Regions from separate parts of the Homo sapiens genome. Here region 2 is linked to region 1. A link is an interaction called in ENCODE POLR2A ChIA-PET data of the cell type or tissue named here. Cell type or tissue: GM12878. All regions are shown on one strand. Region 1 overlaps SH3KBP1 (SH3 domain containing kinase binding protein 1). Region 2 overlaps SH3KBP1 (SH3 domain containing kinase binding protein 1).

The links. ChIA-PET counts read pairs that join two places held together with the same protein. Peaks named below come from ENCODE experiments on the same cell type or tissue, not always from the same donor. Only the 100,000 strongest peaks of a DNase experiment are listed, where the experiment ranks them.
Region 2: POLR2A ChIA-PET joins it to region 1 with 11 read pairs; 5 of 35 experiments call an interaction of 5 or more read pairs at or near these places.

The regions. Positions count from the first base shown.
Region 1 is chrX:19,862,051-19,866,050 of GRCh38, forward strand. All of the region lies in intron 1 of SH3KBP1 (SH3 domain containing kinase binding protein 1), which reads right to left. Among named protein-coding and RNA genes, the nearest start is that of SH3KBP1, 24 kb to the right of the region's middle. RefSeq lists enhancers at 506-1,112, 1,357-1,656, 2,027-2,076. In GM12878, no CTCF peak of the experiment used is centred here; DNase peaks (open chromatin) are centred at 1,521 and 2,974; H3K4me3 peaks cover 2,137 bases; H3K27ac peaks cover 4,000 bases.
Region 2 is chrX:19,774,729-19,778,728 of GRCh38, forward strand. The region is part of intron 2 of SH3KBP1 (SH3 domain containing kinase binding protein 1); the gene reads right to left. Among named protein-coding and RNA genes, the nearest start is that of SH3KBP1, 110 kb to the right of the region's middle. RefSeq lists a silencer at 2,235-2,284. In GM12878, no CTCF peak of the experiment used is centred here; a DNase peak (open chromatin) is centred at 2,185; H3K27ac peaks cover 3,414 bases.

The sequences.
Region 1 (4,000 bases):
CAGGATGGCACTGGGAAAGCCGTGTTTCATCTCCTGTTACAGTTCTTCCAATAAATTCTTCATGATCTTGATCTCACCTGTTTAGAATTTCCACTGGAAGCTCCGCTCTTGTTTGCACCTGATCTGGGAGCAATGGTTTTGCCACCCATTGAATTTGCTCGGTTTTAATTTTTCAGTCAGAATTGTGTGAGCTGAACCAATTGAGATGTCTGTGGTGTTGGCTATTGTTTCTGTTGTTAATTGTCAGTCCTCTTCTATTAGGGCATAAACAAGATAAATTTTTTCCTCGAAAATTGATATGGATAGTCTGCCGCTGCAGACCTTATCTTCAACATTGTTTTGTCCTTTCTTAAAATGAGCTATCTATTTGTAAACTGCTAATTTCTTTGGAATATTGTCCCCATAAATTTTGTGTAAAGCATCAGTTATTTCACCATTCTTCCACTCAAGCTTCACTATAAGTTTGGTGTTTGTTCTTGCTTCAATTTTAGCAGAATTCATGTTGCTCTGATAGGGGCTCTTTCCAAACTGGTGTCTTATCTTTCTTAGTGCCTCAAACTAGATACTATTCAGACATGTTACAGCCAAGTTAGTGTGAGTTTATTTTGGTGCAAAAAAAAAAAAATTTAAATCCATGAATAGTTTTTTCATAATACCCATTTTCCATGAACTTGTTGAAGTCTCCTCATATAGCTCTGTATTACTTGGCTTTGATCCTTATCCTAAAAGAGGTCAGCTCACAATTGAAGTATCCAAATGAAAAACAAGCACTCCAGGGATGGTGGATCAGCATTTGAAAGACTAATCAGAGTCCATTTGCACCAGAGTTGGTTAATTAGCATGATGAAAACAAGCAGTGGCCCTCTGCTCTAGGAATTGGGTGAAAATATTGTGCCACCATCTCCATCCTCAGAAGAACCGCACAAAAGAATCTAGAAATAACAGCAGTCTGCCCCCTTCAGAGAAGAGGCCCAGGACTGTCAGGGGCCATTGTCAACCACTAAAGGAGGACCCTGTCCCCTCCCTGGGGGTTAGCTGAATCCCGGCACTGGAATACAGTGGCATCTGCCTTGAATGTCTCTTTCCCAAAAGGGGCCCGGCCAGAGGGCTCAAGCTTTGCTGAGCTTACAAAACAGACTGCAGTGTGCTCTCTTTTTTTTTTAAAGAGACAGGGTCTTGCTCTGTTGCCCAGGCTGGAGTACAGTGACAGGATCATAGCTCACTACAGCCTTGAACTCCTGAGCTCAAGTAATCCTTCCACCTCAGCCTCCCAAGTAACAGGGACTATAGGTATGTGCCACCACGCCCAGCTAAAGCAGGGCTCTCTTCATGCCTGCTTACTAACAAGTGTCTGAATGAGTGGCCAAAACGTGTCTGAGACTTGCTTTCACTGTAACATACCTCCCAGTCATGGGACCGTGGGAAAGGATGCACAAAGCTCCCACGTACTATTTCTCAAAAGAACTTGTCAGTTCTTCAAAGTCCAAACCAGTTTAAGTTCACAACAGATTATTTGTTAGAATTCTTGAGAACACATTTAAGGCTCTGTGAGCCTGTACCAGACCGGTTTACATTCTCCAGAGCAGAGCCCTCCTGGGACGGGGTCCCCAGCTGGGCTGCTGCTCTCTCCAGAGAGAGTTGTTTGGACAGTGACACCCAACACCCCCCAACCTCCCTCGGGACACCAAGTGGCCACAATGAACCCCTGAGGCTTTTAGTGGCAAGAGTGCACTGGATGTCCAAAAAGTAAGCAAATAAATTTGTTTAGCCCAGCGTCTAAGTTGACTCAACAGTAGAATCAATCACAAAGCCTACAAACAAAAAAGCCCATGCTTTTATTTTCTTTGGGGCCAGATGTAATCAACCCCATCTTCTATTTTCTCTCTCCCAAGGGGCAGACTCGTCTATCATTTCCTGTCCTCATCCCCCTGCTTCCTCATTCCTCGCTCGCTGGCCAGCCCAGCTGCTACCAGTCATCCTAACTCCCTGCTCCCCTTCACAGCCATCCATCCCCAGGCTCTAGCAGCCCCTGGTAAGAGTCTCAGCTGGGATCATCAAAACTCCAGGACCACCCTACAGAGAAACAAGGTATCTGACAAACTTCACAGTCTAGTGGTCTAAGAGAAACCCTCTCAACTTCCTGAAACTCTGCAAATATAGAAGCCATCTTCCACGTAGGCTGCCACCAAAATGATTGCCCCTTTGGCCCTACCCGACATGGAGATTTAGGAAAACAAAGTCCCTGGTGTGGATTGGCAGAACAACACCCCCCCACCCCCTGCAAAGATTTCCACATCCCAATCCCAAGCAAAAGGGAATGAAAGTTGCAGATGGAATTAAGGTTGCTCATCAGCTGGCCTTACAAAAGGAAGAGTCGCCTGGATTATCCAGGTGGACCCAATGTACCCACAAGGGTTCTTAAAAAGAGAGCGGGGGCACAGGAGAGAAGATCAAGTGACACAACCTGAAAAGGACCTGGGTCACTGTTGGTGGCTTTGAAGATGGAGGAAGGGGTCATGAGCCAAGGAATACGGGCTGCCTCTAGAAGATGGGAAATGGAAGGGAACGGGATTTTCCTTAGAGTTTCCAAAAAGGAATGCAGCCCAGTCAGCACTTTGATTTTAGCCCAGTGAGACCCACATCAAACTTCTGACCACAGAACTGTAAGACAGTAAAATCTGTGTTGTTTTAAGCCACTCATTTTATGGTAATTTGTTAGGGCAACAATAGGAAACGAATATACCTGGTTACCAGTACCACCGCTGCGTCTTTTGGACCTGACGGATAAGCGACTGTTAATGAAGTAAAACTCTCTATGCGGAGCCCACAGCACTTTCAAGTCACTTCCCCCGGAAGGCCGGCACCATGCCCCTAGCACTTATGTCCAAAGAAACCAGTGCCCAAGGACTGAAAACACACTGTGGTTTTGTGTCACAGGGCAACTTCTAAATAGAACACTTTGCCTGTGCCATTTTTGTGAGATATCTGCTTGACACAGATCTTTAAAAAGCAAACCCACTCAGAGTTATTTCTGTAACTGAAGGTGGGCAAGAATGGGGATAGTAAAATGAGACTATTACTTATGAAATGAGCAATGGAAGTTAGGCCTATTCTTATTTATCATTTAATGCATTAATCTGCACCTAAGTATGGTGATGACAATTTCCATTTCAGACCACCCAAAACCCACAGTGCATGGGTCTCGGCCTTGGTGGTGTTCTTTAATGGCCTCAAAGCTGTTTTATGCCAGTCTGTTCTTCTGGTTGTTTGGCTGGTGCCATAAACTCACAGCCAGAATTCATTCTTTGCAACGTATTTTTCTTGTGGTAAGTACCCTAAACCCACAGTGAAACAGAATCCTGCTTAATAGAGGGTGGAGGTGGAGGAGGGGAGCCATGTGAAGGTCAGCACTCCCTATTTCAATAGATTTGGATTCTCCTTCCAACTAGCTGGGAGTGGAGGTTCAAACCTTAACAGTGTTCAACTGACAAAGGTCTTGCTCAGTGATTCTTATTGCCCAAGCTTGAAAGTAGCTACGGATCACACAAGCTGGCCTAAAAATAAAAAGCAACGATTTCCAATGCCAGAACAGTGGGGCCATTTAAGCTCTATTTTTAGCAAGTCTCGGTTACCTGGGAAGCAGCATATGGCTCCTATAATTCTTCAAAGAGTGAGAGCATTAAAAGATTGAAGTGCCTGCGATGAATGGGCTGGTCCCCAAATGACTGTACACACACTGACCAAAGGAGACAGCCAACACCCCAGTTGACCCAACAGGCTTCCAAAGGGACCCACCTTCATGCTGCAATCTCTTAGCCATTAGCAACAGTTCAAATATTAAGCCAGATGACGGAGGAGTTTCCACTACCAATTTATGACATTGAAGACTTTGTGTTTTTGACAGGAGGGCATTTTCTAAGCAATTACTCCCTAGGGAGGAAGAAAAGAATCCTGAAGCAAAACACCAGGGACTGGTTCAAGCTAACATAAAGCAAGAGGA
Region 2 (4,000 bases), 87 kb before region 1:
CTAGTTTATACTGCCTTCCCCAATAAATATGGGGGGTTTATTAACTTTATTAACACATAGAAAAATGAATCCTCAGCTTTACATTTTAAAAATTATATTCTTTAAATTACAGAGAAATCCAAAAAGGTTTAACTAGACAAAAAAAGTAATCATCAAAGGGGTCTTCCTACTTTACAAAGCTAGACCCCCACACCTGGCCAGACCTTCTATGAGAGCATCAAGGCTTCTGAGGGGAGCGCATTGGTCCCCTCATTCTCCTCCCCCAAGCCCTCTCTGTTTAGTAGTGTCACACAGACTTTTCACAAAGGATTTGTCACCAGTCCACAGATCACAGTCTCTGGAAATTCCACCTGTGGTTTGACATCAGGGGACTTTATCAGACTGGAGGGCAGAAACCATCCAAACTGACTTGAGGCAAAATCTCTCCACAGGTCTTCACGAGTACACAACAAGAATTCTGAAATTGAGGCCCTGTAACATCCACTCTGTTCCATCAGCCTCACTGAGGTAAAGTACCACACCAATGTCAAAAGCTCCAAACACACCAGGAAAGCCGACGACATCACAGAACTAGAGAAATGTTTCTCATCTCAAATGTTCACTTGGTTTCTAAACAAATCTAAATATTGGGTGGGCTTGGTTTGCTTTCAATTAACTGCTCTTATTTAGCCTGTAAGCCTTTTCTGGAAAGTCTTCCCCCACATTTTCAACTATTGATTTAAACATCAAGCCTCGTTCAATGTTTCTCACAAAATATTAGCACTGTATCTTACACTCACGTGCCTGCTTACTCTAACTCACTCATTACCAGGGAAAATTGAGTGCCAACATTAACTCTAAATGGAAGAATTAGTTGTATTAGTCCAGGATTGACTCCAGTCCATTAATAAACCACACAACTAATTAGTCCTTGGTCTATTTGGAGTACGCAGGCCCTGGACACCATCATCCTGCATCATGGACACCACCGCTCCTCTGCTCTGTGTCTAATTCATCTTTTTCAGAGACTTACCCCTATTCATGCTTCTTAATGAGCCAAAGGCACTAAAGATCTGCTTTAAATGGCCTTTCAGGAAAATTACCTTCTCGATTACAGCTAGGAAAGTATCTTAGCAGCTGTGTTTTCACTGAAACAGCCATAATATCAGAAGATTTGCAAGCTACTTCACATTTATTATCCCCCATTGATATTTAATAATTCTACTTGCAAGTACCACAGCCTAATTTGTCCCTTGCAAATTGCCAAGAATAAGATGTTGTCCTCATCCCATGGTGTCCGCAGGGAGCTCGCCTGATATTTAGCACAAATGTGACTAGCCCAAAGGACAACAGAGTGTGCCAAGAATTCATTCCCCCATCCCCCAAAAGGAATTGGCTACTACAGCTAGCTTACAGGAAAGAAAGACCTCAGAAGATACTTTCCTCAAAATGCTCTAAAGTCAGAAGTCTCAAAATAACATGTCAATGTCCACGCTTCCACATGTGAGCCATAAGCGCCCTGTGCTGTTGGAGGAAATCTGATGTGGAAATGTTTTATGGCCTGAGATTCTTGCTCAAGTGGCCTAGCAGGGCCTAAGAGAAGATGCTGGGGGAGAAATGAAAGCAGGAGGGAAAGACTGCCTCACAGATTCAACTCCCTGGAGAAAACCCTCAAAAAGAGTGGGAGTGGATGAGGTATCCACTGGGCAGTGATGTCCCTGGGCCAACAGACAACAGAATTAAGTCTATATCAAGCAGAATCCCATGGAAAAAATAAAAGAATTTTTTTTAAAAAAAGAATTCTAAATCTAGCTTGACAACCTGGTTTTTTTTTTTTTTTTTTTTTTTTTTTTAGAGAGAGACAGGGTCTCACTCTGTCACCAAAGCTGGAATTCAGTGGCATGATCATAACTCATTGTAATCTCAAACTCCTGGGCTCAAGTGATCCTCCCACCTCAGCCTACTGAGTAACTGGGACCACAAGCGCACACCACCATGTCCAGCTAATTTTTTCTTTTTAATTTTTTGTAGAGACAAGGTCTTGCTACGTTTCCCAGGATGGTCTCAAACTCCTGGCCTCAAGTGATCCTCCTGCCTCAGCCTCCCAAAGCACCAGGATGACAGGTGTGAGCCACTGCACCCAGCTGACAGCCTAGCTCTTTAAGCCACTTCCTCTCTTAGTTTTCACAGACACCCTCACCATCCTGAATATTTTAACATACCTCTGATTTAAACCAAACCACCAACCGCCTGCCACCTGAATCTGTACTGAAAGACCACACAACCACCCCAAGACTGGAAAGACACATTAAAAGATCACTGAGCAAGACAAACTTGAATGAAGATTTCCTCCATCTCCCTTAACCCTCTCCAGCTGCCATCAGTTGTCTTTAAGCCTTTGAGGATAAAAAAGGTATGCCCTTGAGCCTCCAAATGACAATGCAATTTGAGGAACCACAGTCCACTCCCCATTTCACTAAGGACTGCAGCTTCCACCAGCAACTGGCCAGGGCTGTGTGCTACAGGGTCAAGTGGGAGGGTTAGACACAGAGCCTGGAGCCAAAGGGATCCTTCCAGAAGAAACTGCCCTGCCCTAAATACAGGGGAAAATCCCACCAAGAGGAGAGGAGAGGAAGTCAACAGAAAGGGCCAGGGCTGAAAGGTTATAATGTTCAGTACAGCCTTGGGCCAGCTGAAACACAAAGGCATGTGGCAGGCTGAGGCCCCAGCCTGCCCATACCTGCTGGCTTTCTGGATGAGTTCCTGTGAAGCCTTAAGGACCTGGGGCTCTGTTTTTAACCCCCTAGTTCTCACCCCCACTACTTGAAGGAATTTGAATGAGCCACTGCTTCTTATACTCTGAAGGGCCTGTCTAAAGCTGCATTCATTGGTGGAACAGGCACACACCACTGCTAGGCGCTACCCCTAGAAGTCTGGACGGGCTCCCTAGATGCAAGGGTCTCAAACACACCAGTCCTCCAGCGCCTTATTCTGCCTACTTGGAAGCAATTGCAGGGGAAGAGGGGCAATGAGGGGTGGGCCAGAGCAGTAGTTCTCAAAGTGGAGTTCCACACCAGCAGCATCACCAGAGAACCTGTTAGAAATGCAGACTCTCTGGCCCCAGCCCAGACTATTGAACTAGAAGGCATGGGGTGGGGTCCAGCAGTCGGTGTTTGAGCAAGCCCTCCAGGAGGTTCTAACGTATGCTCTGGTGTGAGAGTCACCACCCAGAGAAACAAAAAAGGTTGAGGCTACAGGAGGGGCCGAGATCCTCTGGAGCAGCTGGCTGGATCCCACCCCGTGTGGGGGCAGGGATTCCTTCATATCCTACTCCTCCAGGAAGAAAAAAAAGCTGGAGGAAACACTTCCTTCTCATCAGGAAACACTATAGCAGTGGAAAGCTCAGAGAACACAGCAGTGCAGAAAATGAAAGGGGAAAATTCGGCCGGGTGCGGTGGCTCACACCTGTAATCCCAGCACTTTGGGAGGCCAAGGCGGGTGGATCACGAGGTCAGGAGTTCGAGACCAGCCTGGCCAAGATGGTGAAACCCTGTCTCTACTAAAAATACAAAAATTAGCTGGACACGATGGCGGGCGCCTGTAATCCCAGCTACTTGGGAGGCTGAGGCAGGAGAATTGCTTGAACCCAGGAGGCTGAGGTTACAGTGAGCCGAAATTGTGCAACTGCACTCTAGCCTGGGAGACAGAGCAAGACTCCATCTCAAAAAAAAAAAAAAAAAGAAAAGAAAAAAAGGGGAAAATTCAGACTTACCCTCTCCTTGGAACTCACTCAATTCCTCCTTGACCTAAGGAGCCTGGCAATCGGGCAGATACGAAGTGAATACACAAGTCCCGACCTCTTCACATACTTCCCAAGGATCTGAGAACTAGGAAGGCCAGTAAATATTCAAGAGACTACAATCCTTGTGAAAAGTGGGAAAACGGAATCGAAAGGCCAGTAGGTGTGATCTGAGGAAGGTATCGTCACTCCCATGACTGACTTTCCACCTATGAGGAGTAG